Regions from separate parts of the Mus musculus genome. Here all the other regions are linked to region 2. Evidence: chromatin loops called from intact Hi-C (ENCODE). Cell type or tissue: heart. All regions are shown on one strand.

Evidence for each region. Peaks named below come from ENCODE experiments on the same cell type or tissue, not always from the same donor. Only the 100,000 strongest peaks of a DNase experiment are listed, where the experiment ranks them.
Region 1: it touches region 2 in a loop (2.3-fold over the local background); 2 of 42 quality-filtered maps call a loop at or near these places.
Region 3: a loop joins it to region 2, with 11 times the contacts of the local background. A loop is called at or near these places in 2 of 42 quality-filtered maps.
Region 4: it touches region 2 in a loop (2.0-fold over the local background); 3 of 42 quality-filtered maps call a loop at or near these places.

What each region holds. Positions count from the first base shown.
Region 1 is chrX:167,028,447-167,036,446 of GRCm38, reverse strand. It overlaps the pseudogene Gm8814. Among named protein-coding and RNA genes, the nearest start is that of Gm8817, 38 kb to the left of the region's middle. In heart, a CTCF peak has its summit at 4,486 (motif pointing right); a DNase peak (open chromatin) is centred at 3,586.
Region 2 is chrX:167,099,803-167,107,802 of GRCm38, reverse strand. Gm15232 (predicted gene 15232) reads left to right here and starts at 5,697. Exons shown (of 4, transcript NR_168066.1): 1 at 5,697-5,789; 2 at 6,404-6,777. In heart, no CTCF peak of the experiment used is centred here; DNase peaks (open chromatin) are centred at 1,692, 3,442 and 5,682; H3K27ac peaks cover 762 bases.
Region 3 is chrX:167,046,161-167,054,160 of GRCm38, reverse strand. No RefSeq gene overlaps it. Among named protein-coding and RNA genes, the nearest start is that of Gm8817, 20 kb to the left of the region's middle. In heart, no CTCF peak of the experiment used is centred here; a DNase peak (open chromatin) is centred at 3,960.
Region 4 is chrX:167,162,524-167,170,523 of GRCm38, reverse strand. It overlaps Gm39549 (a long non-coding RNA gene), which reads left to right and starts at 436. Exons shown (of 3, transcript XR_878311.1): 1 at 436-467; 2 at 1,469-1,563. In heart, no CTCF peak of the experiment used is centred here; a DNase peak (open chromatin) is centred at 3,043; H3K27me3 peaks cover 415 bases.

The DNA.
Region 1 (8,000 bases), 71 kb after region 2:
CACCCTGTCTCTCAACCTCCCCTCCAGCCCATTACTGTGTTCTCAGGTTTCTTCTAGCTGTTTACTCTTGACAAATTCACTACTGACCAGTAGTCAATGTAAGTAAGACCCTGATACTGGTCCACATACCATATGGGGGCTAAAGCATCACAGTAATATATAATTCCTGATTTAGAATGACTGTAGCAAGCATCCAGTCCAAAGCATCAATTCTATTCCCATTTTTTCATTGGGAAGTTGACTCCAAGGTGCTTTTAATGTGCTCATCACAGCACATTCATTTTAAGACAAAACTAAGAATAGAATTCAAGACACTTTGATACATACTCCAAACGTTATGCCATTCCCCACTCAGCCCAAGAAAAAAAAAGGTATATATAATAGAGTATACACACAGCCATCAAGATGTTAACTATCATTACTTCTTTTCTTACCAATTAAAAATTATCTAGTCTTTCAGATGCCTCCACAGAAATCTTAAGAGAACTATTTTCTTACAACATAGCTGAGGTTGATAGCATTGTGTCATTGGGCCAAAGCAACACCTGCCACCATGTAATGTATTAATCATTTTGTTAGCAAGATTGTACAGTCCAGCCTGTTTGCACACTCCTGCAGTCCCAGAACTTTGAAGATAAAGGCAGGAGACTAAGGAGTTCAAAAGCAGCTACATATGACCCTGTTTCACAAGTATTGAAACAAAGATCATTCCATCTATCATTTTATTCACTAAATTTCTGTCTAGTACTCTTAAAGCCAAAATACATGATAGGTATCTTAGTTCCAAAAATGATATGCTATACTGAGCATCATTTGTAAAGGCATGAAAAGAAGAGAGTGAAGGTTTCATGATAATGGGACCAAGGTCGTTTTAAGACTCAGATGGCAGGAAGGTATGGTGCTGCTGGAGAAAGGGAGATATCTGCTATCTTATTTGTTCTGGATAATTCATTTAAAGGCCTTAAACATTTAATTAGCACTTTAGTAATGCTTCAGAAGTCTGAAGCATACTTTTTGTTTACCTTCTATTGCTTATAATATTTTGGTTTATTTTGTTTGGTTTCAGAGCTGGATTAGATATTTTGACCCTTCATATCTGTGTTCTTATCTCTTCTATCTGCTAAGTACTTGCTGTTACTGTGAAATGAAAGTTGAATAATATTTGGCACCTGGACTGCTATATTATAGAGGCAATCCATAGTTAGTTAATGAATAGCAGAAGTCTGATTTTATTCAAATAAGAATGAAAGTGTTGCCCGATTCTATTTAAGGGCAGAGTTTTCTGACTTAGGCACCATGTTCTTGGAAGCTGCACCAATTTCACATATCCCTCACAGAAGGTACTCCAACTGTAGAGGATTGGCTCAGTAGTGAATTAATAAATATGAGTGCCTATGAGATTATAAAAGCCATCTAGCACTTTTCAAATGTTTATTTCTTGGCGATTCAGTTCTAGATATTTTCTACTTATCATCTTATTTAATCTTTACCATCAGCCCTTTCCTTCTTGTTTCTCCAGATGAGAAAACTATTGAACAAACAGGTCATATGATTGGTAGCACCAACATTCAGCAAGCATCAAGGGCAAGACCTGGGATTCAGGCCCAATAGACAGGCCTCTAAATTACTTTATTGTGCTATTATTGAAATACTCAAAACCTGATTCAGAAGGTACTGTGTTAATCCTAGGCTAGGCACTTAGAGCATATGACTTCAATGATAAATCATAAAATCAATGTCATAGGGGAATAGACCTCAGTCACAGAATTTTTGGAGCTGGTCTATCAGAAAGTTGGTAATTGCAGACATGTAAGAGATAGAGGCTAGGTTCTAAAGGAAGATCATGGAGAAAGGGTAGCTAATATAGGTAATAATGCCAGCTGGTTGCTTAGTCCCATGAGAAGGGGAAGAGGAAGGTCTCTGACATTAACTCAAGGTTTCTATTTATTCACTTGTGTGTATGTGAATCTGGGTGAGTCTGTGCACCCCATCATGCATGTGCGGAGGTCAGAGAATTGGTTGGGTTGGTTCTCCCAGGGCTTGAACTCAGGCCATTAGACTTGATGCTAGGTGCCTTTACACACACACACACACACACACACACACACACACACACACACACACACACATATCATTTAGCCAGCCCTGTTTCCAAATTTCTAAGGAAGACATCAGAGTAAGATGCTAAGGCCCCTTTTGCACACAGGTTAGAAACAAGAGCAGGGCGGCTTGGGATGATTGGTGGGTCTGGGAATGGAGCTTGATTTAGATGTGATATCCTATGGAATGCATAGCCCTTGGAGATGAAAATGCCCAGAAGACCGAAGATAAAGCTTTGTAATTAAGTGCTTTGCTATTTTCAGCGTTAAAAATTCCCTGTCTCCGAACAGCACATATGTCAGAAAATAGAAACAAATACCTCTTAAATCTTACGGATTTAAGTAATAACTCTAAGAAGGAAATTGTAGTGGTTAGTCTTGATTGTTAATTTGATGTAACTCAGACTTGCCATGGAAACAAGACCCTGAACATGTCTGTGCGCTTTTCTAGGTAAATTGACAGGGGGAAGACCCACCCTAACTTGGGGCCACATCATCCTAAGGGCTGGAGTAACCTGAGCTAAAAGAAGGGAGCTGAACACCAGCATTCATTAGCTTCCTGATTGTGGACACAACCTGCCCAGTTGCCTCCTGCTCCTGCCACAGTACCTTTCTGACTGTGATGACCATAGCCCACACTCGAAGTCAAACTCAACCCTTCCTTAACTTGCTTTGTTGGATATTTTGTTGCCACAACAGACTGATACTTGCCAACAGGCCTTAGGAACTAAATCTTATCCTCCGGACCCACAGAGTAGAAAGGAGGGAACTAACCGGCCCATCTGCCCCTACCGGCCCATCTGCCCCTACTGCACATACCTGCATACACATAGTAAATAAATGAAAAGTAATAATTTTTTTAAAATCCACTTTTGAGATTTAAGCAAAATGGCTCTCCCAAGAAAAGGTTGAACTTTAACATCCTGGGGGGAGGGTGCGGGAGGGGGGAGCTGCTGGCTACTCTGTCCCTAGAAGAATAGCAGTCTCCTTTGTTTCTGGGTAATCTCTTGAACTTGGACTTCAGTCTAAAATTACAGTGTTGGTTGCAGCTGTTGGCTGGGATTTCATCCTAAGTCTGCAGCTTAACACCTTCCTTCTGTGAGGCCCCCTGTAATGACAGACTTCACATTTACTTAGGACAAGCGACAAAACATCAATGGCCACTGACCCTACTGAGAAATCAATGTGAAGAGAGAACCTCAGTGAGGCAAACTCCTTGCCCCCATTGGGAACACTCAGGAAAGACCATTTTCCTTCCAGTTCTAAAACACAGAGCAGGTACAATCTCTGTGAATTCTGCCTTCCACTAGGGTTAGAAACTCCCCCAGAGCTCTGTGAAGGCAGCTGCTATACATTAAGAAGAATATGTGTCCAATGGAGGCGATAATGTGTCCCCAAGAGGTTGGTTCTGAATGTCCTCTTCACTGAACTTGTGAACTTTTCTACTTCCTGCTTGCTGGGGAAGTCTGCCCTCTGCAAATGTGCTTAGCTTCTGCCTGCCTCTTGTTCCCAACCTTTCAGTTGACTGTGGAGACTTTCCAGTGTTTGCATTCCAGTCTCCACCTATCCCACTTTCTCAGCAGCCGATAATGAAAGGAAACCCAACACACACACACACACACACACACACACACACACACACACACACACACACACACATTTTTGTGGTTTTTATGTGAATGCCTAAAAACATGCTTCCAAACAAAGTCATGAGAGTTGGTTTAGGAAAGATTTGCTTCTCTATTCTGACGTGAACTGCAATTATTCACCCACAAGAGATTAGAATTGTATCAAAAGGAAAGAGGAGGAGACATTCCAGAGTAAATAAAAACACTTTCGGTTTACACATTAGGCTACTAGATTCAGGCATCAAACAGAAAGAGATCCTGCTGTTTATGGCTTTAGGGGAAAGAACAGTTTTGTTTTCTATTTTAATCATCATAAAATTAAAGCTGAATATTATTCTTCTAAGAATTACATATATATGACTCTCATCCCTGGATTTCTTCTCTCTCATTTCGTGTGGTAGCTCCTTTCATAATCATGTTTTAAAAGCACAGCTACAAATTCTTTAACATACTTTACAGCAATGGTATGTCTGTACCCCCTCCTCTTTAGTGTAAGTGGTGTGCAAGCATTTCGAGCAATAGGAGATGGCAGCAGTGAGACCATGTGAATCCTGAAATTGGACCATAGAAATCCTGGAGCCTCCACTGTGCCCGTCGGCAGCACTTGCTTTAAGGGTCTAAGGAACCATGCATGAAGACCAAGGACCCTTAGAACACTGTCTTACTAGTTTTCTCTTTATCTTTTAAAAATTGTGTTTTACCATTTATCTTTATGTGTTTGGGTATTTTAGCTGCATGTGTGTCTTCACCGTGTACATGCAGTCCTCACAGAGGCCAGAAGAGGACAATGAATTCCCTAGAACGATAGTTGCCCATCCCTGTGAGCTGGCTGGGAATCAAACCCAGTTCCTCTGCAAGGACTGCCAGTGCTTTTAACTGCTGAGCCACCTCTCCAGCCCCTTATTTACTTTTTGACTGCTGTGACAAAACACCAATGCACAGAGTTCCAGAGGGTTAGAGTACAGGGTGGCAGAGGGAAAGGCAGCAGGTGTCAGGCAGCTGGAGTGGTAGCTGAGAACTCATATCTAGAACCCCCATCAGGAAGCAGAATAGACACCAAATGGCATGAGTCTTTTGAAACTTAAAGCCCTACCCATAATGACTTACTTCTGGCATCAAGGCCGTCTCTCCTAATGCTTCCCAAATAGTCACCATCTGGGGACATGTCTGAGTCTTAAAGGGGAGAATTCGCTGAGTTATGTTCCCCAGCTCCCTCTTTTTAAATTCTATTTGAAATATGGTCTCATTAAGTTGCCCAGGATAGCTCACTGTGGCATCTAGGTAGGCCTTGAATTTGTCCCTCCTCCTGCAGAGCTGAGATTGCATGTGTTCATCACAATACCGGGTTCATGTGGTACCAAAGATTTAACTCGTGGCCTTATGCATGCTAGGCAAGCACTCTACCAATTGAGCTACATCCCAAGCCCAACAGCATTCATTTTGGGCTTAAGTTACATGAGTGTGGTTCTGCTAGGCTTCTGTGGTTTTGTCTTGATATATCTTTGTATTCTGGCATTCTGGCATAAGAAAAGACGTTATTAGGGCACTTTCATTCTGAGGAAGGTCACAAGCATTGTAAAGGATCAAATCACGGATGTATGTTGACACGTCTCCTAAGACATGTCTTATGCACTGGCCAAAGGAGCACAAAGCTCAGAGGACAAAGTGATTACCCAGGCACAGGAAGTTCAAGCAGAAAAGAAATAAACAGGAACAAATAAAACCTATCATGGTATTTCGTGCTGACTAGTTTTATTTCTCCTGATCCTAATATTTTTGCCTTCATCTTTTATCTTTTTAGTAGGTTTGAGGGTAGATCAGAGATAATTGGGAGTGTTCAGTCTATAATATTTAACTAAAATTTACTGTTAATTTAAGTTCTAGGTTATATCAGTATTTATTTGGAAAAACTTAGTATTTGTCTGAAATAAGTCGTATAACACAAGGGCTTGGGATGTAGCTTGGTAGGTAAAGTGCTTGCCTAGTATGCACAAAACCCCAGGTTTGAGCCCCAACACTGCATGAGCCAGACACGGTGGTGCACATCTGTAATTCCACTTGCAAAGCTATGCCAATGCCTGACAAATACAGAAGTGGATGCTCACAGTCATCTATTGGATGGAACACAGGGCCCCTAATGAAGGAGCTAGAGAAAGTACCCAAGGAGCTAAAGGGCTCTGCAACCCTATAGGAGGATCAACAATATGAACTAACCAGGACCCCACAGAACTGTGTCTCTAGTTGCATATGTAGCAGAAGATGGCCTAGTTGGCCATCATTGGGAGGAGAGGCCCTTGGTCTTGTGAAGATCATATGCACAGAGGAATGGCAGGGCCAGGAATCAGGAGTGGGTGGGCTGGAGAGCAGGGTTCGGGGAGGATATAGGGGGGTTTGGGGATAGCATTTGAAGTGTAAATGAAGAAAATATCTAATAAAAATGCCTTTAAAAAAAGAAAGAAAGAAACAGTAAGATCAGAAGTTCAAGGTCATCCTTAGGGAGTCTGAGGCCAATTTTGGCTACATGAGACACCTTGTGGAAGAAAAGGGGTGGAGAAGGGTGGAAGAAAGAAGAACCCACAAAGTAGCAAAAGACCAGTTACACTTTTCAGTCTATGTTAGCAATGGTAAATCTTAGAGAACTTAACTGTTTATTATTATCATGGAGAAGCGAATCTTTTCTACGCTAACTTAGAAGTAAGCTTTAAGCATTGACACCCAGTTTTAATTAAAATATAATCTCCTTATTCCACTTTCTTCGTCCAACTCCTCCCATGCCTGCTCAGTGTTGCTTCCATGTACAAGATTTCCAGACTGACCATTTGGGCTTGGATAGCCAATTAGAGGCCTCCTCCCTGGGGAAGACTATTTCTCTACTTCTCATTCTCTAGCTGTATTTAGTTCTTTGTTTAAAGGTAAGGCCTGGTGAAGTTCCCCTTGCATCTAAGCATGTCAATTGGTGTTCTGGTTTGGTATTTTTAGGCAGCCATGTTTTTGTGAACATGCACCCATTTTGTTTTAAAAAGTGAAACAAATACAAGAGAAAAAGAATGCCATAAAAAAGACAAACAGAGAGCAGCGCCTTGGAGGTCCCGTGCGTGGATCTGTATCTTGCTTCAAAAGTGTTTGGACAGAACAGATCCAGAGACTCCCACTTTATTAGCTTCCAGCCGCCTTACAAGTCTCTCCAGTCGCAGCCTCCAGGACCATCTCCTCGCCCAATGCCTTCAGCTCCTAGGACCAGCCAGCACTGTCTTTGCAGTGAGTCCCACACTCCGGATCAGCCATGACCTCTCACATTCGTCGGAACTATTCCACCAAAGTGAAAGCTGCGGTGAACCCCCTGGTCAACTTGCACCTGCCGGCCTCCTACACCTACCTCTCTCTGGGCTTCTTTTTTGATTGGAGGGTGTAGGCCACTTCTTCAGCGAATTGGCCAAGGAAAAGGCCAAGGGCACCGTGTGTCTCAAGTTGCAGAACGATCTCGGGGATCGTGCACTCTTCCAGGATGTGCAGAAGCCATCTCAAGATGAATGGGGTAAACCCCAGGAGGCCATGGAAGCTGCCCTGGCCCTAGAGAAGAACCTGAACCAGGCCCTCTTGGATCTGCATGGCCTGGGTTCTGCCCGCACAGACCCTCATCCTCTGACTTCTTGGAAATCCACTTCCTGGATAAGGAGGTGAAGTTCATCAAGAAGATGGGCAACCACCTGACCAACCTCCGTAGAGTGGCAGGGACACCGCAAGCACAGACTAGCATGCCCCAGGCATCTATGGGAGAGTATCTCTTTGAGTGCCTCACTCTCAAGCACGGCTAGGAGGTCTCTGCCTTCCAAGGGGCTCCCTCTTCTCTTCACCAGCCTGCCTCAGGACTGCCATCTGAATGAACCTCTCAAGCCACTAGGCAGAGCTTGGTAACCGCTCTCTCTGCAGCCTCTCTCAAGTCTTGGACCAAGTAAAAATAAAGCTTTCTGAGACAGAAAAAAAAAAGACAAACAAAATGTCATGAGCTCTCTCTAACAGAAACTTAGCAAGCATATTTGTATCTTTCAACTTATTTCCATTTATTGTTGAATAACAATAAATGCACAGGGAATATCATTCATTTATATATATGAATATGTATATATATATTACAGATGGGCTACAGAAGCTTAATAAGACTGCAGCAGAAAATGGGAAACTGATAGAGTTACAAAAGAGTCTCCATGGAATGAAATGATAAACCTTCTAGAGGTCTGCTTGAGGCACTACTGCAGGATCAAGCCACTGGGTC
Region 2 (8,000 bases):
TAAACTTAATACCCTTGAGAGTGAGAAATCAGAAAGTGGAAGGAGAATAAGAGAAGTCCTCTTTCGTTTAAGATCTTGTGGGCTAGGTCTGTTTCCTCTGCCTACTCTTTGTCTGAAGTTTTGAAAGATAACAAAAACCTTCAGTGGGGTAATATAAAAACCTTTACACAGGCTGCCCCTTCTCTTACACAATATGCATCGTCCTGAAGTCCTACAATGTGATTACAGTCCACATTAATGGCTCATAATGGACGTGTAGCCTGCTTGCAAAGCTCATACGAGTGCATCCTAAAATATGAGCATCATCTGTCTTGGAGGGAAATGCTTCACCCAAGACTGCTAGGATCTGAAAGCTTGGTGTGTAAGCATCTGAGCATCTTAGAAGTTAGAGCCCTCTCAAATTCTCCCTTAATGCTTGTTCAACAGTGCTAAATAACATTGATTGGGACTGAGAGCAGATAAATAACAGAAGACAGCTAAAAGGGCTTCATTTCCCAAAAGAGATTGCTCTCAGCTATGAGAGTGTAAAATGTCCTTCCCTTCCCTAAGTGAGCCATGAGGATGCCTGCTCAAGGGAAAATGGCTCCACCTGAGAGATTCTTTAAGAGCAATTGAGAAAAGGCTCTACACCGGGCTTTTCCTCAGCTGGACCCAGCTTGCCATCCTCTGGGTGGTACCTTTGGATGTTACATGTAAAGGGACTATGAACAAGAAAACAGATGACTTTTGTTTATATGCTAAGGGGTTCCATGTGATGAGTACTAGAGTCTTGGTAATGTTCTTGTGCATCTTGTGTGAATGTTTCCGAATGCACGTCTACCTGAACGTTATACTGAAAACAGTACTATTTATCAATTGCTTGTGAGAAAGCCCTAGGAACTTCCTGTTTCAAGTGGACCAGAATAAAGATGGCAAAGTACCATGTAATTTTCTTTGTCTCTGCTATTTTCAAGCTAGGAAAGGAAGTGTATTTATGAATACTTTAGATACCTCCACTAGTATGCAGATACAAGATGACAGAGGGGAGACTGTAGATCTGGCTTAGCTCCTCCACCTAAGCCTTTGGGAGAAATCAGGACACCTCTGTGGACTAAAGCAAAGCAGTTTGACAGAAGGACTTACGAGGATGGATTGTCTAAGATAGGGGAAGATAGATGACCAACAGAAAGGTAAGATTGGCATGGATAGTTGGGATATGAGGTCAGAAGCCTTTCACCCGCTCCTGCTTCATCTACTGTCTATTCAGAACAAATAGTGGAGACGCTTGGTGGTGGTACAGGGCTGTAATCTTCATACTTGGAGGTGGAGACAGGAGGATCCAGCTTGAAGGTCATCCTCATCTACAAAACGCATTTGAGGCCATGTCTCAAAACATTCAAACCTCTTAAAAAAAGAAAAAAAAAGGATTAGCATCTAGTCACCCAGTTGCCGTTGGTGTCAAAGTTCTAATCACAATATGAGCAGTTTACTGAAGGTAGAACACTGTGGTCACAACCACACGTCCCAAAATAGGCATTTTCTTTGGGCCTACAAGGCCCCTCCCTCCCTTGAATACTGCACCGTTTGCTTGCATGCACTCTAAGTTGCGTGCAATGGCTGGAGGCTTTCTCTTCCCCTATGTTAACTCAAGAAAACAGAAGGATGCCTCAGCCAGACAGCAGCCGCCCTCGCTCGGTCCCTTCCTTCTCTGTGCTCTGGCAGCTGGTGATTTCTTCATTCTCTTAATCTGTCAGGAGAATCGAATCATTGGGGCGCATAGTCCCTCAATTAGAATGCAAGAGCAGCCGCCTCCATCACAGTCTGCCTGGGGGAGCTGTTTATTCCCTAGTCTGAATGTGAAAGCCGTGGCTTTTGGCAGGGTGCATGCAATATGTAATCATGAAAGTTCTTTTTGAAGCAAGAGTGACTAAAGTTCAAATGGATGCAAGACTGATAGTCTCATCTCCATCTTGTCTTCTGGGCTGTTAGTATGCTGTCCTTTTCATATTATTAATTCATTAAGGAACAGCAAGCTCCTGTGGGGTATTACTTTCCGAAGTGGGCTTTTTCATTGTAAAACCACTTACACATAGGGGATTTGGACAATATAGAAAAGCTCAATAGCTGGGGAGGGGCATTAAATCTTTATAAGCTTTGCCCTCAGCTAATGAGAAACTGTTGTTGCTATTCTGACGTAGTTTTTCTCTTTTATATTTGAAACAGAGTCCCATGTGCACAAGGCTGACCTCAAACGTGATATGTAGCTGAGGGTGACTTTCAATTTCTGATCCGCCTGCCTCTGCCTCCCAAGTGCTGGGACATGGTTTTGGTCTCTTTGTCTACATGTTTTCTTACACACACATTTCTTTTTCGACAAACCCAGACAAACCCAGATCATTCTGTTTCTTTTCATGTTGTGAGAAATTTTACTCATATATTCTCATTCTTCTGGAACATGACTATTAACAATTATGCTTACTGTATGAGCATGCCATCCACGTGTTTAAATTGTTTTTGAAGGATATTTAAGAGGCAGACCACTTTTCTCTAATGAATATCTCTGACTGCAGGTTTTTTTTTTACTATATTTCTTAATATCAGCCAAGCCTACATCTTTGAATGAAAATATTCAAAGTTAATGTGTTGTCTGATAGATCAACAAAATCGGCTACACTAATTTGTGGCCATATTAAGTTCGCTTTATTTTTGTTAGTAAAGGATCATTGGAATTTAGGGCTGATAGTGGCCATGCAGTGCTCTTAAATGATGGTGAGACGCTCCATACCTGGGATTTTAGATCTAAGCGGAAAACTTGTCAGAGATGGATGGAGAGTACTTTCTGGAGAGAAATGAGCCCTTTGGCAGAGCCACTGATTTTTATAGTGACATCAGTCCAGAAGTCATTCAAAGGAAGTTTGAAAAAGCACGTTGTCCAAAATTTCTCTACGCTCTTCCAACCCACACATATTGAAGTCAGAGTCTGTGACGAGGTGGACCAGTAAAGTTTCTGTGAGAAGGTGCATGCATGCTTGTACTTCGTTACTGTGAAAAAGAGAAAGAGAGAAAGAGAGAGAGAGAGAGAGAGAGAGAGAGAGAGAGAGAGAGAGAGAAAGAAAGAAAGAAAGAAAGAAAGAAAGAAAGAAAGAAAGAAAGAAAGAAAGAAAGAAAGAAAGGAAGGAAGGAAGAAAGGAAGGAAGAAAGAAAGAAAAACGTGTTAGCTGAACTTGGAGGTCATGTGGTCCGTAAGGTGAAGCCAACCAGGCTCTGTTTTTTGTAGCGTGTTAACTATTGTTTGTGTTTCCACTGGTGATAATAATAGCTAGCCACTTCCCCAGGGATAGTTGGGGCTCAATTCCTGTTTATTCAAACCCTGGAAGCCAGGCCGTGAAAGGCATGCACAAATGGTTGAAAGGGAAGTACAGCTTTGGCTTAGGTGCACAGATCTCTCACTGACAGCAATCTAATGAGGCTTTGGGTTGCTCATGAACTAAACCTGGGGTTAATAGCCTTCATCCTTACTGAGCTTGTGCACTGGTTGTGTGAAGGACTTATGATGTGTTCACAGGGGAAAGAATGGCTGTGGGACAGATAGCAAACGATTACATGGGCCTGAAACAAACACCGGTGTTTTAGAACACTTGGCGGAAACTGAAGCTGCAAATCATCTTATCAGCTCAGGCCTAGAGGGGCCAACTGAAGCTTCATCGAACACATCCTTTTACAAGCTCCGAGCTTTCAATGGGCCTTTGAAAACCAGTCAAGCTGGAGCTGGCTTTTCAGAGGTTGCCGGCTGCTCAGTTTACAACAGTACAAATTGGCAGCTCCGCAAGAAAGAAACAGAAATCCAATCCGTGCCTGGGATTGAAAGCTCCAGAGGCTCAAATGTCAGCTACACTGGAGTATGGCTTCTCCTCTAATTATGTCCGGTCAAATAAGGGTTGAAAATGTCAGCCCTAGACCTGAGACTCAGGCCACTCCAGCCACCAATGACACTGGGCTGGGGTCCAGTTGAAATAATGAAGAATGAATTTGAAAAGCCCTTCAGTTGATTTCAAGACTTCCTGGGACTGCAGCATTTGAACCACAATGTTCTTCTTTTGAGGCAAAGGTGGGAGCCAATCATGAGAGAGGTTTCGTGGCTTGTACTGTCTATATTTGGCTATATTGTTGCTTCATTCAACTACACTTATGGTATGAGTGCTTGAAAAGCAGGACTTCCGGAAGGGTTTTTAATGCCTCCTTTTTACAAAGGAGCCTTATCTTTATGCATATGGAGCTGCTTGGGAACATATCTTGTGGCTTTCAAACGAAGGGAGCCAGTGTACAAAATTTGCTTAAGAAAACAAAAACAGACTTCAATTGTAGCCCCTGACTTCACACTATTTAAGTGAAAAAAAATATAGAAAACAAAAGTTAGTCCTTCCTATATCATTCTAACCAGAAGCAGATCTATGAAACTTGTGGGTGTTGAAGAATACATAATGCTGCATTCATTATTGCATTTTACATGTGTTATCAGATTTATAGATCACTTTTCAGGATGTCAAGGAAATAAATGCATCAGGCTCACCCTTCTTTGTACATTTTGAGACAGGGTCTTCATTCTGTAGCTTGGACTAGCTTAGAATTTACTATGGAGCACAGGATGGCATGGGGATTCTAGACTATCCTCCTAACTCAGCCTCTCCAGGGCTGGGATGACAGGGCTGAGGCACCACGCCTGTGTTTGAAGTGTTGCCTGAGGAAGATGATTGAATCTTGTAGGGAATCCACAGACGTGACGAACTTCACTAGAGTTTTAAATGACTACTGTTTATCCTATATTGCCTAACTTCATTCCCACCACAATCCCAGAAAAGAGACTCTATTCTTCTATTTTGCAGATGAAAACTCAAGGCAGGAGGATGTGTTCCAACCTCCCCTTAATGAGTTATATGAAGAGAGCAGTTGATGGGAGGAAAGACATTTTCTTTAATGTCTGGAAAATGTCATTGGAAAGGTGTCTACTCTGCTGAGATATTTCCTTGAGTTTTCTACCTTCTGGGCACCCAACTAAAAAAATACCAACCTCCACCAATTCTTGGGGATCCAAGGGAAAAAACTGACAGGTGTCCTTTTGTGTGAGATCTGAGGCCTGTTGAGTTCCTAATGACTTCAAGAGAACAGATCTGGAAGAGTCTTTCCGATAGGAGCTTGGGACCCCTAGCAAGGCCATTCACTTAGGATTCTCCCAGACTTAGGATATTCAAATTTAGAAGCCATCTTAATGGGATGGATAACAAAGTGTCCAGATCAGAGACCCCCAAATATAGTCTTTTCTATTTGCATACGTGGAGAAACCCCAAGAAGAGGAGTACAAAACAGCCTAGCGCCTAGGAACTACAATGGGCCTTCATCAGTCAGTAAAGCAGTGAGGTTCATGAGTGAATTATTAGCTCTCTACAGGATGTTTGGAGGCAATTTTAGTTGCCACAGTTGGGGTGGAGAGGTAACGATTATACTAGGTTTGACTGAGTGGAAACCAAGGATGCCACTAAATATCCTATAATGAACAGCATAGCCCCCAGCACAAAGAAGGATGTGGCCCCCAATCTGCCACCTCCTTCCCAGTGAGAAGCCTGCTTTTTTTTTTTTTTTCATTTGATGCACTGTGGCCACCACTCACAGGAAGCTCAGTCTGGGGCTTCTTCAAAGAGTCATTGTGCAAGCAGGAAGTCAGCAGCCCATGAAACTAGAAGGGGGATCAGAGAGCAGACAGAACCACACATATGGCTTTTAACCGACTGTATCTTTCTTCCTGACAGCAAAAGGTCAGTGTTTGCTTCTGTCGATAGGCATCAGGAACAAAGCAGGGGCTGGTCTTGTGTAATAGATCAAAACATGATATCCTAAGGTATCACTCTGTGAATGTTTCTTTATTGGGGGGGGGAGTCTTTGCAGATGTGATGAAATTAAACCCCCCATTGTGACAGAATGTCATGTAGCCAAGGATAACTCTGAACTATCGATCCTCCTATCTCTACTTTCTGAATGCTGGGATTACAAACATGTCTAAACACACATGCAGTATATTCTGAGGCTCCAAGCCATGCCTTCGCATGCATTAGGAGGCACTCTACCAAATGAGCTCTAACCCCAGCTCTGAAGTTAAAGATCGTAAGACAATTTTTTTCCTGCAATATTTAGGAGGGCCTGAAATACTTAGTGTTGCTCCTTATAAGAAGGAGGAAGAAACTGAGCAGTGGTAGCAGACACCTCTAATCCCAGACTCCAGACACCGGCAGGGAGATCTTTGAGTTCAAAGCTAGCCTGGTCTATAGAGTGAGTTCCCGGACAGCCAGGGCTACACAGAGAAATCTGGTCTCAAAAAGACCACCTAACCAACCAATAATCAAATAAATAAAATGCATTTTTTTATATAAAGGAAGAAGAGGGAGCTTGAGAACATGGGTAACAGAGACAGCGATGTACAGCAGCGGAACTTCGAGGCAGCCGCAAGCTAATGAAAGAGGGCCCTAGAATCTGGAAAAAACCAAGGCACAGATGTTCTCTTAGAGCTTCCTGGTTACACATGGGCCAAGCCACACTGTGATTTGGTCCCAGAGATATTGATCTCAAAATCCTTGTTCCTAGAACTGGGAAAGAATAATCTTCCATTGCATAGAAATCATTAGTCAGTGGTCATTTGTTACAGCAGCCCCAGGAGGCTAATTTGCCTTGATAATTTACCCTAGAGGCCCCAATTGATCCGTCGCCATTGAAGGGCAAACACTTTGCTGCAGACATGTCCAGAGAAAGGTAATGGAAAATTCCTTTGTTTTGCCCTAAATATGTGGCACCTGACTCCTCTCTGCCTCTATCCATCAACAGTGCCCACTGACTGACTATCCAGCCAATCATATGGCATTGCTATTATGTGGTTCAAAGCTCTAGAGTCTCCTATCCGATTTGACCTGGAGTACTACTGCACAGATGTGCATGCACACACGCACCCATCTGCTATTAGACTGTGGAGTCGTTCTCTTTTTCTCATTTACTGATTTAATTAGTTTTGAGGCAGAATCTCATGTACCCTAAAGTAGCTGAGGATAACCTTGAACTTCTGTAGCTTGTGCCACCACTTACTAAGTGCTGGGACTACGTAAAAATTGTCTGTACTGCTGTATTTGGTTTTATGTAGTACTGGGGGTAAAATTCGGGGCTTTGTACATGCTACATTGACTGAGCCCCAGTCCTAGTCCCAATTGTGCACTCAACATTGTTTTAATAAGGAAAACTTGTGGGAATCTGTTCTTTTTTAAAATTTTTATTTATTTTATATGTTTGAGTGCACTGTCTTCAGACACACCAGATGAGGATGCCGCATCTCATTATAGGTGGTTGCGAGCCACCATGTGGCTGCTGAGAATTGAACTCAGGACCTCTGGAAGAGCAGTCAGTGCTCTTATCCACTAAGCCATCTTTCCAACCCTACTCTTAACATTTTAAAAAACACTTATGTGTGTTGCATGCACATACACATGTGTCATGGTGCTCACGTGGAGGTTGGAGACAACCTTGAGGGCCAGTCCTTGTCTTCCTCCTTGTTTGAGACAGCGTCTCTTTATCACTGTCTAGTCCAGATTACCTGGCCTGTGAGCTCCCAGGGAATTTTCCTGTGTCTGTCTCTTATAACGATGTAGATGCACTGGGATTACAGATGTGCACTCCCAAACCTGGCTTTCTATGTGGATCCCAGTGCATGTTCCCAAGCCCTTTGCCCATAGAGCCACCAATGTAGTCCTCAGTTGCATTTCCTGTGCCACGTACAGCTGAGCAAAGCAGCAATCTTGAACGCTGGAAGGACATGGAACATAAAGAACTGAACAGACACATGTCCATAAGAAGCACATGCTTAATATCCCTTTGTACCAGGCTGTATCTTTTAAGCTGCTCTTTTCCTGGTGCTGGGGCAGTGCTGACACTGACAGAATCTCTGAAAGCAAATATTTGAAGAGGAACCTTTGCTTAGTGACGAGGTC
Region 3 (8,000 bases), 54 kb after region 2:
TGATCTATACAGTCAGTTCCAGCCTGCCACAGCTATGTACTGAGAACCTGTTCTAAACAACTAGCACAGGGTCGGTAGTGTGAGGATTTAGCAGGCAGAATGTTTACCTTGCTTGCTCAACGCCCTGGGCTCTATCCTCAGCATGACATCAACCATGGCACAGGCCTGCAACCCTACTCATGAAGTAGGTATCTGCAGGAAGATCAAGAGTTCAAAGCCATCTTTCACAAAATAACAAATTTGTGACAAGCAATACTTAAGACTCTCAAAAACAAACAAACAAAACCCAAAAAAGTAAAATAAAAAATCCAGGATGAAAGAGCTTAACTTACTAGCCTGGAGTCACCCAGATTCCCAAGTGAGAGCTAGAACATACACACCTTCCTTCTAAAACTTACATTTCTTATACAATGCCTATAATATTTTCTGTAGTATTAACATAAATCTCAGATATATTTATAATAACAAAACAATTATGAATTCATTCAGTAGTCAACATCTTGCCAAGTGCTGCTAGGAGGAGAAGGAACATTTAACAGTTAGACCTCAACGAATGTGCATTCTTCTTGATTGAGGTTTTATAAGCCAGTGTCAGCTGCCAGGAAGAATTCCCCAAGGAGCAGTAGTGTAGAAAACATCAAAGGAGATTTAGTTCTTCACAAGGTTGGATACAGGGAGGTGTTATCCCAAGGTAGGTAAACTCTTAGGAAAATATGGAAAATGTGCATTACCACCAGGCACAGGAATGCACATATATAATTCAAGCACTTTGGGAGGCTGAGGCAGGAGGATCACCACAAGTTGATAGGCTATGAAAGCATAGTGCATATCAGGCCAGTCAGGGCTGTGTGATGACATTCCTGTCTCGAAAACCTGAATGAAAGCTTGATATTTGTTTGAGCAAATAATCTAAAGTAAGTCACATATCAGAATAATTGGCAGGATTTACCCTAAATGAGATCAGCGACAGAGCACTGCCCTTGTGCTGTATCCTGCTGGGCTAGGAAATAATAAATAGTACAAAAATAGGAACAAAATAGTCCTGCCCTCTGCTCTATCATGTAGGTATTCGGGTGCTCCATGACAAGGCATCCTGGGATGGATTTCATGACTGAACTCCAGTCCATATGAATGGATGCTATGATATTTTAATTTGAAATGTTCTTATTAGTTAGACTTAATTCTAGGGGGGAAAAGAGTAAAATACATTCTAGCAGATGAGTATTTACACTATCTGGAATTCTCTATGGGGTTCCCAGAGAGGCTCAGTCCCTTCAAAAGCATGGCTATGAAGAAATTGCCTTTGCCGTCCTCCTGGATCGTCCCCTTTCGCTCCCTTTAGTATTAAATCAGGGCTGTAAGTAATAGGCATTGTCCGAGAGGAGTCGTGTCATGGTTCCTGTGACTGTCATCATGACCTGTTGGTTTATATCACAGCTGCTTCCTGCTTGCTTATTCTAATGTCCTCCTCTCCCAATCTGACTCATTGAGGACACAGCCGCGAGGACACAACCTCTGTCCCCGGGCTGGTTAGCTTTTTATCAACTTGATACAATCTAGTCATTTGAGAAGAGGGAACCTCGATTGAGAAAAATGCCTTCATCAGACTTGTGTGGAGGCCAGACTGCAGTGTATTTTCTTGATTAGCGGCTGGTGTGAGAGGTGCCACCCCTGGGCAAGTGGTTCTGGGTGTTATGAGAATGCAGGCAGGGTGGGCAAATCATGGAGAGAGCAGGCTAGTAAGCAGCACTCCTCTCTGCTCTCTGCTCTCTGCTCTCTCTGCTCTCTGCTCTCTGCTCTCTGCTCTCTGCTCTCTGCTCTCTGCTCTCTGCTCTCTGCTCTCTGCTCTCTGCTCTCTGCTCTCTGCTCTCTGCTCTCTGCTCTCATTCCCATGTCCAGGTCCCTGCCTGGAGCTCCGGCACTGACTTAACCTTGACAGGCACTGTGATGTAAAACTGTCAGCCAAATAAAGCATTTCCTGCCTGACTTGCTTTTGGCCATGATCTTTATCACTGCAAAAGAAAGAATAGGTCCTGGTCTAGAAGTACGGGAACATCTACAGTTAAACCGAAGGGTTTAGTAACAAGTCTCAGGGGAGACCAGTCTAAGAAACACTAGGCTCATCTCAAAGTTACCTTCTTTTTGCCCGAAGGGAATCAATTGTTATGTATTAAATGTTCCACAAACATTTGGGATGCCATATCCCTCTGGGATGTACTTAGATGAGCAAACCAAGACCGGGAAACTTACATGGCCTGACCAAGTTTACAGTCATATAGTCACTTAATCAGGGGCTAAAACCTCTGACTTCTGAGTAAATTCACATCTTCTTTATAATGTATCATGTGTGACGCCTCCGCAACTAAGCTATTCCTAAACTCCTGTAAATACTTACTATGTTCTTTATCATGCCTTTAGGTTCCTAACCAAATTCTACCTTTTCTTACTTGTTAACTTTTCCTTGGGATTCAGAGTGGCTCAAGGAGTGGCTCCTGCAACAAAGCACTCTGCAGTCAATCCTTGTCCTCATCGGGCTGGAGGCTGGAGGGGAAATCATTTTCCAACTGACCCTACTTACCACTCCTGCTCCTGTCCTTACCTGTACCTGTTCTTACTCACATTTCTCTTTTCTTCTCTGTCTCCATCTCTGTCTCTTTTTCTGTGTGTGTCTTCCTATCTCTCTGTCTCTTCCCCTTCCTCTCTCAATCCAAGAATGACCTTAAATTTAAATATTTGATCACCCTACCTCTACCTCCTAAGTGCTGGAGTTACAGAGGTGCGTCAACATGTTCACTCACATGTACCCATGTATGTGGTAGCAGGCAAAGAACAACCTCAAATGTAGTTCCTTGGGGGCCATGCATCTTTTTGTTAGAGACTGTCTTTCACTAACCTAGAACTTCCAAAGTAGGCTAGGCTGGCTGCCCATGAGCCTCAGGGACACAGCACTGGACGAGTATATGCCACTGTACTTGGCTTTTTCTCTTCATTATTTAATATAGGTTCTGGAGATTGGTTGGGTCATCATGCTTGCAAAGCAAGCAGTTTTCTAGCTGAACTATCTCTCCCCCAGGTACTTTGCTTTTAATTGACACATGATAAGTGTGTACATGTTTGGGATACAGTGTGATATTCTGATAAACACGTGTGATGTGTAATGACAAAAGAAAAACATCACCTCAAATATTTGTTGGTGTTGCAGTGCTTTTTATGACCCAGTAATCTTTCATTGTGTGGCTGTGCCATATTTTGCTTAGGTACGAATGTCCTGATGGACATTAGGCTTCCTCCATTTGCCTATTATGAACACTGCAACTGTGAACATTCCTGTACAAGTACTGCTTTCAACTCTTTTGGAGGGCCATCCACTTTGTTCTTGGTGCTGTTTTTGAGGCAGGGTCTGACCTTGTAATCCAGGCTGGTCTGAAACTCACCATGTAACCTCAACTGGACTTGAACAAAGTATTTTCGTTTAAGTAGACAGGAGCAAGGCTTTGGCTCCTCTACTTAATAACAACTTCCTGTTCCCTCCCCCCTACCCCCCCCCACCCTGTCCAAGCCCTCAAGGTTGTACTAGAGTCTGGGATCAGGAAATAATGGGTTCAGGTTCAGCTATCAATCCGAGCAAACAGGTAAATAGTGGAGGAGGCCTTGTGGACATGAGGAGACCAAGCTGAGCTGAAGCTAGAGGGACAACTAAGAAAGATGAAGAGAGTATCATTAATATTTTTTAAAAAAATCAGTCCTTACCCAGTAAGAATAGAAGTATATTCTTAAGTAAGATTTTGTTCTGTTTTGAGCTTTGTTTCGGTTTCTGTTTGTTTGGAGCAAGGTTTTCCTGTAGCACGGCTGGCCACAGAACTTGCTATATCATGGAAACTGGCCTTGAATTTGTGATCTTCCTGCCTTCATCTCCTGAGTGCTGGAATTACTGGCAAACAATGCCTCGCCCTGTTTATAAAGCGCTTGGACTAGAACCTAGTGTTTGCTCACAATGGCCCTATACTCTGCCTGTTGAGCTACATACAATCCCAAGAATGTGTGAGTGAAAAAATTCTATTTAAACCCTCTTTCAGCTAAAGGATTCCAATCTGAGGGCCCCCCATTTTTAGCTGCAGAAAATCCTCACTTTAGGGTGCATAATAGGAAACATGGTGCATCTCCAGTGGCTACTGAAAAGAAACAAAAACCACAAGAAGTTGGAAGCTGCAAAATGCTAACATCTCTTCAGAGACTCCAAGCCCTTTCCAGAAGTCTGGGCTTCTCTTTGTAGTCTGGTTGCTATGGTTCTGTCTTGTTGTTGCAAAATACTGTCTAATAGCCTCTGGTAAGCGGTTAAATAAGGAGCTGATAACCATGGAGGTACTTAGAGATCTCTATCATTCAAGCCTGCCTCCCAGCCCCAAGCCCTCTGACTCAGCCTTTATTCCTACCCTCCTATTGTTTATGCAGCTACCCATGATTAAAGGGAGGAGGAAAAAAACACACACATTCAGCCAGTTGTCTGCCAAGGCAACCTGGGTTCTGTGTGACAGAAATACCAACAGGCTGAAGGCTGACTGAGTTTAGCCACAGATGGGGAAAGTGTGTCCCGGTACATATTCTGCCTAGTGAGCACACATGCTGCATGAAGATATGTCAGTGAGCTCATGGATGTGGGAGTGAGTGTATGACTGGCTGGGATGCTAATGCTTATAAAAAGGGAAAAAAACATCTGGATCAAGGGTGGCTAGTCACTCTCTTCTCACAGCACAGTTCCTCAATAGCTGATAGGACTGTGGCCATCTGTGTCTGTACTCTTCTCTCTTTCCTGTCAGAAGAGGAGTCCCTCCTCCAAACCACTGGACCCTTATGTGGTTTTGGTGTTCGTTCGTTTGTTCGTTTGTTTGTTTTGTACATTGGCTTTATTGAGCCTGATTTGTGTGCAATCAATGACATCCATCCAAAATTTACAACTCTTTGTTAGAAAAATATTTATTGAAATGTTGTTCACATACCACGAAATTCACCCATTTCAAGCATGTAGTTAGTTAAGTGATTTTTTTTTTGCACATGAAATTAATTTTAAGCTGTGCTAACCATATCAGTTATAGTCATTTCAGCCATTTTCATGCAAGTATATATTATATATTGAGCTTATCCTCCTCCCATATCCATATCTCCCTCTTCCTCTACCACCCCTACCTTAGTTTCCTATATGTTTACATTACAGTTCTACTCCTCCAGTGTGTGTGCATGTGTGTGTTCTCATAATTATTGAAACAGGTCTCATGTATCTGAAGCTGGCTTCAAACTTGCTGTACAACCAAGAATGACTAGAATTCTTGATCCTCCTGCCTTCACCTTTTGAGAGATTGGATTGCTGGGATGTGCTAACAAGACCAATCTCCTTCTCCTTCTCCTTCTCCTTCTCCTTCTCCTTCTCCTTCTCCTTCTCCTTCTCCTTCTCCTTCTCCTTCTCCTTCTCCTTCTCCTCCTTCTTCTCCTTCTCCTTCTTTCTTTCTTTCTTTCTTTCTTTCTTTCTTTCTTTCTTTCTTTATTTCACTTCAGATTTTATCCCCCCCTCCTGCCCATCCTTTGAACTGTTCCACATCTCGTACCTCTTCCCAAACCCCCTGTCTCCACAAGGATGTCCCCACCTGCCACCTCCCACCCAACCAGACCTCTAAACTCCCTGGGGCCTCCAGTCTCTTGAAGGTTAGGTCCATCTTCTCTGAACCCAGACCTGGCAGTCCTCTGCTGTATATGTGTTGGGGATCATATCAGCTGGTGTATGCTGTCCGGTTGGTGGTCCAGTGTTTGAGAGATCTTGGAGTGTGTGTGTGTGGGGGGGGGGGGGGGCGCGGTGTTCCTGAGACAAGATCTCACCACGCAGCCCTAGCTAGCCTGGAACTCACTATGTAAACCAGATTGACGCGAAATTCTGGAGTCCATGAAGAGATCCTCTTCCATCTGCCTTCTGAATGCTGAAATTACAGGTATACATCACCATGCCCAGCCTTTCCCTACCCCACCCCCACCCCTCTCCCCTTTCCTGTTGGCTGAAGTCTTTCTTGATTATAACCATTGTTTCTTTGTGATAGCCCTATGCACAAACATTGATAAGCATTGTTCTAGTTTCAGCCTGTTATTGTGACAAATATCTTGACCAAAAGCAACTGGGGTGGGGAAGGGGGTGTATGTGAAAGCATTTAATTTACTTGTATTTCCTGGTCACAGTCCATCATTGAGGTGAATTAGGGCAAGCATGTAAGCAGAAACTTGATGCTGAAACCATGGTGAAGCACTGATTACTGGTTTCCTTGCATGATCAGGCTTAGTTCACATTTTTATACAGCTCAGGACCACTGACCCAGGGATGGCGCTGACCACAGTGGGCTGGCCCTTTCTATAGCAGTTAATGATCAAGACAATCCCCTGAAGAGAAGCCTACACACCACGCTAATCTAGGCAACTGCTCAGTTGAAAATCTCCTGGCTGTACGACCCTGGCTGTATCAAGTTGACAATTGAAGTTAACTAAGATGAGCAAAATGTGTGTCTCTCCACATGTCAGAATTTATTGGAAAGCAATAAAATCACAAGGTGTAATGGTTTCAATGTCAGCAATTTGTCATATAATCTCACCTAACTGGAAAACCAGGCCAAGGCGAATGAATGCAGGACTTTTTGTTTAAATTTTACGTTAGATTATACTATTATTGATTCTCATACCATACATCACACATCTACCTGCATATATATGATTTACACAATGAATACGTGTTAAAGAGGCAGCAGCAGTGTACCAAAGGTTTGTGTAACTGCGCTGAGAGCCTTTACCTTTAAGATAACTAAGGAGACCAACCAGAAAGGGCTGCTGCTGGAGTTGCTGAAGTTAGGGTTTGAGAGTGAAAGTGCAGAGTTCAGCTTCTTGGTGAAAGACTGGACTGAAGTCTGAGGGCAGAAAATGGCAGCTTTGAATATAGATCTAAACAAGCAAACAGGTAGATGGTTAGTTAGTGAAGTCAAGTATACCTTGTCATATGGAGGAATTAGACCATTTTATTGGTCTAGAGTATTTGATAAATTCTTGTGCCTTGTTTCTTTGATATGATTTCCACACACCCATATACCCCTCCAGTCTCAATTCACCATGTTGATCTGAGAGAGTGGCCCCCTTTCTATTCCCAGGAATAAGTCAGGTATCAGGCTGTTGTGGATGATGGTGCCTGACAGATGGTGCAGTTTCTGACTCCACTCAAGGACTGCAGTCATCTTTCTCCCTCAAAATGGAGCTCAAAGCTATTTGTAAAATTAACTCTCCCCGAACTTCTGATCTTCCTCCTCGACTTTCCAAGTGATGGATTTGCTTGCTTGTACCAACTAGCATGCCTAGTTTTGGGTGGTGCAGAAATCAATCCCAGGGCTTCTTGGATGCTAGGCAAGTGCTCTACCAACTGAGCCACATAGTGCGTTCCAGACCAGCCTGGGTTACATGTGACCCTCTCTCAAAAAGAAAATAAAGACCTGCAGAGTTAAATTCAAGAGTAAAGAGCCAGCATGAGCATAATTCACAGCTACTCAGCACTCGTTTAAAAAGTCATGGGAGAAGCCAAGACAGCTGATCTCACAGGTTTACTTAGCAGCCAATCAGGACTGCAGGCTCAGTGAGAGACACACCTCAAAAAAAAAAAATAAGATGTGCGAACACACACACACACACACACACACACACACACACACTTTAAAAATTAAACTGGCAAGTTGCTCAGGTCTGACACCATACCTATTACACAGTGATCTCTACACAAATGTCAAATGACTGTCTCCACTCTTTCCTAAGGCAGACAGATGGGCAAGATGCCATGCCTTGTCTATCTGAGCCCTTGTTGGGCTTTGTGTGAGCAACAGGTCTCATACATTGTCACAGAGCATCACTAACAAGTTGCACAGGGAACGTACAAAGAGGAGGTCAAGGTTAACAGTCTCAGACAGTATGTGGTACGGTGATCATGGGAG
Region 4 (8,000 bases), 63 kb before region 2:
TAAGTGATGACTTAGACAGATTTTCTGTGGAGAAGAGGGGACTCCTAAGTCGTCCCCCCCCCACACTCCCTGAAGATATATAGAAGTTAAAGTTGCCTGGAGAAAAAAGAAATTTTCTTGAGTGGTATAGCTTCTCAAGTCCTTTTAAATTGCACATTTACCTGAAAATAATCTGTAATCTCTCACCTGTGCCCATACTAAACATATCAGTTCACGAAGTTAACCTTGGCTGAAATTGTTCCTTGGTTCTTTATGTCATGGCTGGGGTTTGTATATGTCCCCAGGAAAAGTTCACACAATTAGTAGTTTAGTTGGGGGATTATTGTGGGGTTCAATTTGAGATCATTAGGATGGAACCTAAACAATATTTCTTTTCCTTTGTGGCAGAGAGCAGAACTACCCAATTTTACAACAAAGACCTCCAAAACCAAGAACCAAACCAACCCATGTACTATGGCAGACCTCAGGTAGAAAATAATTTCATTTGTTGCTTATTATTTCTTTTCTGGTTTTGAGCAAGAAGCTGTGGGGGAAGTTGGGCAGTTTGACTTCTACTCAGGCACAGTGCAGTCTCAGTAAAAGAACATGGGATACACTAGGAAGAAAGGCATCCTTGAAAACAATGTATACCAAGAGCAGATGACTGTCAATGGGAGAAAAATGCCAATGTTGATCTGTAGGATTCTAGGTAGTGTTCATCAAGAATGTTCTTCAGTTCTGCTTTCCACATTCAAATATGCACTTCAGTAGAAAGGCTTAAAATGAATCCAGATTCCAGTTAAAGAGCTCACTAGATGAGAAAAGAGAAGGTAATGAGATTCTGGGAGGCTTGTCTCCATGGCTGAACTTTAGAGGTAAAGAGGTATGGGAGGCGCTCTATAGTTCATGGCTGAGGAGAAGCCAATCTGAATTCAGTAGCTGAGTGGACCTCAAGCCTTCTGAGCCTCTAACTTCTTTCATCTGTAGAAGGCAATATTATCTTCTGCCCCACAGAAGCACAACTTTAAAAAGCAAATGATTCAAAATAAATTGCCTGTCACAGCAATAGTTGATGAAGAGTAACCATGGTTCTTATTGCTTTGTGTAGCACAAGTGAGTGCTTTTTTTGCATTTGAATTTCTTACAGTATGGGAGTAAAGAATAGAACACACCTCACATTACTGGAAAAAAATATGGAATGTTGCCTTGCGGTAGACAGAACCCTGGCTTCAGGATTTAGGACATATCCACGTGCAAAACTCCAGAACCTATGACCTTGATGATGTTAGATGCTACATTAGTTATTTTTCACATTGCTGTGATTAAAAAAATTCTAAAGAGTTTCCTTTGGCTCACATGTTAGGAGAGACAGTCTCTTGTGGAAGGGAAGACGCTGTGGCAGAGATACGTGGCAGCTAGTCACATTGGGTCAAGAATCAGCAAGATGGATGAATGCTAGTGTTCAGCTCACTTTCTCCTTTTTATTCAGTCTAGGCCCATAGCCCATGGGATGGTGCTGCCAACATTCAGACTTGTTATTGTCTCCAGTTAAATCTGAAAATGCCCTCGCACAGATGCCCAGAGGTATGTTTTCTAGGTGTGTCCAAATCAAGTAGACACTGAAGATTAGCCATCTCAGATGAACCCTTGGAACTTAAGTTACGGATGAATGCAGTGTGTTACGTAGATAGTCTCAGAATAAGACAGCTATCCAAGGGGATTTGCATGAGTCCAATGACATTGAAAGAGTCCTTGAAAGTGGATCCAGAAGATGTGACTATGGAAAGGAGATGCACAAGTCTGGTAGCACTAGAAAGGATTACCCTCACCTTGCTGGCTGTGGAAGACTCGAAGGTTGAAACTGGATGCAGCAAGGCAGGGGATACTCACCATGAGCCTGTAGAAGGAATACACTCTTTAGGATAGTTTGCTTTTAGCCCACTCAGATTCTTGCCTGGCTTCTGATTTACAGAATTACAAGATAGACAGTGTATGTTACGAGCCATCAAGATGGATCAGTAGTTAAAAAAAAAAATGTTTGTTGAACAAGCCTGGTAGCATGAGCTGGATCCCTAGTGCTGTTAGTGGAAGGAGAGAATGTACCTCTGAAAGCTGTCCTCGGACACATCCACCCTAGCACAAGCCAGAACACACTCTCTCTCTCTCTCTCTCTCTCTCTCTCTCTCTCTCTCTCTCCCTCTCCCTCTCCCTCTCCCTCTCCCTCTCCCTCTCCCTCTCCCTCTCCCTCCTTCCCTCTCTCTCTCTCTCTTTGTCTCTCTCTCTGTGTGTCTCTCTCTCTCTCTGTGTCTCTCTCTTTGTCTCTCTCTGTCTTTGTCTCTCTGTCTCTGTCTCTCCCTCTCTTTCCTGAAACAAATGAAACAAGCAAGACAAAACTGAGTTGCTTTAAGCCAATTGGTATGTGGTGATTAGTGCAGAAATAGAAAAATGAATACAATTGCTTATGAAAATTCTGAAACAATGATATGCTCTTGGATATAAGATGAAATCTTTCTAAACCACAGCTTTTCAGGAGTCCTCTTGGGTCCTCTTCTTAGATATGCATAATCATAGACGGAGGAGTCCTGTTTCTCTGATTTGTTTTGCCTGGTTTGTGTGTGCCCATCTCAGGCAGCTGTTTACAGAGCTCAATTTACACTTTCCATTATATTTGTGGAGATTTATATACAAAACACTAGGCTAGCCGCTTCTGTGTCAGGCAGGTTGCACCAGGGCTAAATGAAAAGGGAAATTCCAACCCAACTGCAAAATGGTGTTGATAGAGCCCAATTGAAAATATTTAGAAGAGAAGGAAAGGGCCTTATTTCCCGGGATGCTGAGGTTTTCCTGACAATAACAGGGATGTTGTAGCATTTTTGGAATATGAAACTTGAAGCAAATGGCATTAAGAAAAGGAATGAAAAATCCCAATTCTTAAGTAAACATCTGTAAAAGGATTTGGAACCTAGGAGAAGGAAGTTCTGAGACCTACTAAAGGGAAGGAAGGCTTTATTTACCAGCCCTGGATTGTGCTTCCTGTTGTGAAGTTCAAGGCTGTTTCATAACAGCTCAGTGGGGGAAGGGGACTGCAGTAATGAGGAAACCGCTCTTGATTCCTCCATATTGCACAGCTAATGACATTGTCTGAGTAGTGCAGTCTGTGTGGGACGTGAACTCTTGCAGCCAATGATAAAGCATGCTCTTTTAATTGCAAGGGCATCTTTAAGTGTAAAATTGTTGACTGTGAGCACCATCCTTTATTTGCATGCAGGTTTTTTGCCTTTGTGGAGATTAAAACAGCACAAAGGGTGAAGCAGTCATCCTAGACCTCCCCTTGGCTATTAGAATTCTCCAAACTTGTATTAGTGGTGGCTCCACAACTAGAAAAGCCAAAGGTATCCCCTTCCCAAAATGAATGAGGTTCATGTCTTTCTCGTCAAAGAACTTTGCCACAAATGCCATGAAAAGTGTTTTGAGACAGATTTCCACAGGAGGTCAGCCAGGAAATTGAGAAGGAATGTTTTCAGTTTGATGGGAGGTTTGATAACCCACTTGTGCCCTTTTGAGAATGGATGGTGGGAGGCCGGCCTGACATGTACACTAGAAGTCACTTTTAGGCTACTTCTTTGGAGCAATGTTCCAAAAAAAAAATGCAGACTTTGACAGCAAAAGACTCCTTCAGGTTAATGAACAGACGTGGTGAAGGGACTCTAGCCAGTCTGAGCATGGCAAACATGGCTCTGGCAGACATTACCCTTCTCCCTCAATCTCTCTGCCTTGATAAAAAAAAAAGCTCAAAACCAGTAGATTACATTCCCAAAGCTAGCCACTAAGGCCTATTCCCTTATTTGGCCACTTCCTCCTCCTGAGGCTGACTACCAAGGTCCAGCTACCAAAGTATTAAAGTCCAGCAATGAAAAGCTCCCTTTGGCTCACCTAATTAGAATGTCCAATTAGAATCAAACACCTCATCCTAACTTGGAGGTTCCCCTTTTAGCTTTATAAACTGTCATTTGCCTATGGACCAGGTCTGTCTGTTCTCTATCCAAAGGCAGTCCTTTGGTCTGTCACCCTACAATTTATCGGTGGCCCTTCTCCCTTGTTCCTGTCCCTTATCCCCTTTTCCCTATCTCTTATCTTTGTCCCTAATCCCCTTCCTCTGTGCCTCTGAAGCAAAAAAAAAAGTCTCTTTTGTACTGAGAACTTGGCCTTGGGGTCCTGAGCTGATACCAATTCTTTCAAGCCAGGCTCTCTTACCAAGCTCCATGTTCAAGTTCACACTGGCCTGTCCTGGACTGTATGACCTTCAATGTGTTAATTAATAGCTTTGTGTTTCTGCTTCCTTGTTATAAATGGAGCAAGCAGTAATAATTTGTATTGTTCTTTGAAGAATTAAGGGAGGCAATAAATGAACCTTGCAAATTGCACCTGGCGACATAAAATGTTTCATTAATGTTTGATTAAATAGAATGCATGCCAATTCATGGTAGAGGAGTAAGAACTCAAATAAGCAGCTGAGAATGGAAGGCAAAGCTCAGAAACCCAGGAACCCCTCTCAACCACAAGTATGACGGTATCATTTGTACCTGACATTCAAGGCCCTTCTGTCTCCACCAAGTTTTATCTGCATCCGTCTTTATGAGATTCCTTTCAGAGACTACTTTGCCAGTATCTTTGGTCTTCAGGAATTTTTATATCCTTCCCTACAATTGTGTTTAATTTTCATTTAAAATCTACTCCAGAAACACAGCAAAGCTTAACCAACATACTCAACTTTGAACTTGGAAAGTGGAGACTTGAGTCTCAGATGGTGGCACACACACACACACACATCTCTAATCATAGCACTCTGGTGGGGGAGACAGAAAGATCAGGAGTTCAAGATCATCTTTAGAGATACTGCAAGATCAAGGCCAGATAAGACTACAGGAGACCCTTTCTCAAAAGAGAAAGAAAACAACAACAACAACAGCAACAACAGAAAACATAGTTCAACTCCCAGATTTTCATGCCCTTGTATCATATAACTACAGTGGTCAATAACCATTGTATCATGTCAAATATTAGGGTACCATTTTCTTGCTGCAAATGTCTGTGTTCTTGCTGCTTCTGTACTCTTTGTCCAGCCATCACTTACTTTTGGATGTTTGGTTACATTTCTTTCTATCAGATCCTAAGTATTCTGGGGTAGGGATTACAGTATGTGTGGGTGTGTGTGTGTTACCAAAATCTCTGTAATAGTGTAGAAGAAAACTAGAAAGACTAGTAGGAACAGGTTTTTAACACAAGCTCATTCTTTATTTCAGTCATAAAAAATCTTATTAATATCTCAAGAATATCTCTGAAGTTTAAATTGCAAGGCTGTCTCTACTGATAATATATTCAGACTTTTGCATGGATTCAATAGTCAGCCTATAAGGGTGTATGCACTGTGGCTATCACAACAATCTCAAGTATGGCCAATCACTGTGAGAACTCCTGGTTGGACTCGTCTCCCACGCTTCTGTTCTATCTCAATGCTGTGTCCTTAGTATCCAGCCCACTGAACACATTGGAAGTGAAAGCACAGGCCTACTTTGATTTTTTTTTCTTGATGGGACACAGTGTACAGGGAAGTACAAAAAGGCAAAAAGAGAACAGACCTGTTTTGTTCCCTTTCATCTCAGGTTTGGTGGGTTGCAGAGTCTGCAGCACACTTTGGAGGTCAGTAAGTCACACAGTATTTCTTCCTTCATGGTGTGCCAGTATGTTCAGCTACCAAACTCCTTTTGCAGGGAAGTAAGGAGAGTCCAAATTGCTCAACTTTGAGCATTAAAGGTGGAAAGGATAAAGAAGGCAAACATCCTCTCCTGTTGAGATGACTTGCAAGGCCCAGCCAGTGGCTATGTGGTGGCAAGTCTACTTGGGTCTTTATTGCTTCTGAATGAAGTTCGTGTCGAAGGCTTAGGAAATCCATTTCTTGAAGGGAAGTCCACCTTATTGCCTCACTTAGTTGCATATCATCTTGGTCTTCTACAGTCTAGATTAAACCCAGGGGGCTTAATCTCAGATGTGATCTCACGGTACAATTCAACAGTCCTCTTGTTTGATCATTCGTAGTGTTGTGTCTTCATCACAGTCCCAGCAATGGTGAAATAGTATTCTGTAGTTCTTCACATTCTCAGAAAAAAACAAAAAAACATGGCCAGGCCTTCTAGAAATACCTATCTTCCACCATTCTATCCACTGAGTCAGGTCCTAATTTCTGCATCAGGAAAGAAGTAATGGTTCTTCCCATAACTTCAGAGAGGAGGTTGGACCAGATGGCATGCCCCTTCCATTTCCAACATGCTATGCATACGCCTTTCTTCCTTCTTGCAGGGGCTTGGGTCTGCTTGCTTTGCCATTGCCTAGACTCAGAAAGCATGCTTAGTTTTCTCAAAAAACCTGACACTCTGGTATGTCTCTGGCCAGGGATGACAATTTTCACACATACTTTCATTTCTCCTGAGACTCACTGGGTGTGTCAGGAAATCATTCTTTGCATGCTTTCCAAAATTATAAGGTTTCAGGTAGATTCCGAAATTATAAGCCCTATTTGAATAGAATTAAAATATTCCTTCTGATGCCTGAAACAATTCTTCAGTCTCCAACATCTTCAGGATTGAATATAATTCCCATTCAGTAAATCCTAGCTATTTTTAATTCAGAAGAACATTGGTCTAAGAAATAGAGACAGCTTCTTGTAGGAAATATATTCAGAATTTCCCCATAAACACCGACTCCCATGACAACCAAACAAATAGAGAAAAGGAAGGAGAAACTCACTATCTTAGAGCCACCCGCACAGCATAACACTTTCTGCTAAACGAATCATGTTTAAATTCTTATTTTTATGACTGAAATAAAGAATTACTGTGTGTTTAAAAGCTGTTTCTACTAGTCTGTCTAGTTTTCCTCTAAGCTGATACCGAGATAGATTTTGGTATCACACACACACACACACACACACACACACACACACACACACACACGTGAACACATGCACGAGCATGCTAGGTATGGTGCTAGACACCTATAATCCCAGAATTTAAGAGGTGGAGGCAAGAAGATTGAGAGTTTGAGGGCACCCTAAGCTATAGAGTGGCATGTAACCTGGGCTGCATGAGCTCTGGGCCACACTGAGAGAAGAAGAAGGAGGAGGAGGAGGAAGAGGAGGAAGAGGAGGAAGAAGAAGAAGAAGAAGAGAAATTTAAAACATAAAGAGACAAGAGCAAACCCATCCAATGCATGAATATCTACTTCATAAGTTTTCATTTAACTGGTCTATGTATCTAAAAATTCATGTTGATTATTTCCAGTGTCTTCTAGTATCCTTCATCCTTCTCTCTCAATGAGTGGCTTAAGTCTCATAAAATAGAGGCTTACTATGACATACTGTCTTCTGTTTCATTCACTTCACTAAAGCCTTCATGTTGGGATGTGAGTGACAAATACCGCAAGCAGAACCCCTTTTCCCTTCTCCAAAAATTACTACAGAATCAGCTTCTGACAGATAAACAGCTAGAGTGACTCTCAACCAATCCTTGGATGGTTCCCTTTTTCATTAGGAGTGGCTTTGAATGCCCAGGGGCTACTTTCCCTGCTATCTGAAGATACCACATGGTGAGCAGTAGAATTCTAATTAACTCACTAATTGTGCCATGTCTCTTCTCTGCTAATGTTGTGTGTTCTCTGCTAGAAGATAAACAAGTCATCATTTTTCTTTCTTTGTGTAAGCTATTTTGCACAAGGGTTCCTCACAAGAATTCTCATGGTATCCAATCATAGTAACAGAAAGTTTGGAATGAACCATACCCAAATAAAGAACATTAATCAGAAACTAAAAAAATAGGATATGAAGTCTCTATTAAGATGATATATCTGAAGAGTATTTTGGATGATGAAATATTTATCATGATACAGTGAATGTATTTCTATAAAATATGCTTCTGTGAGGCATCCTATAAGAGTTATTCCTAGGAATGGAACTCATCATTAAAAAT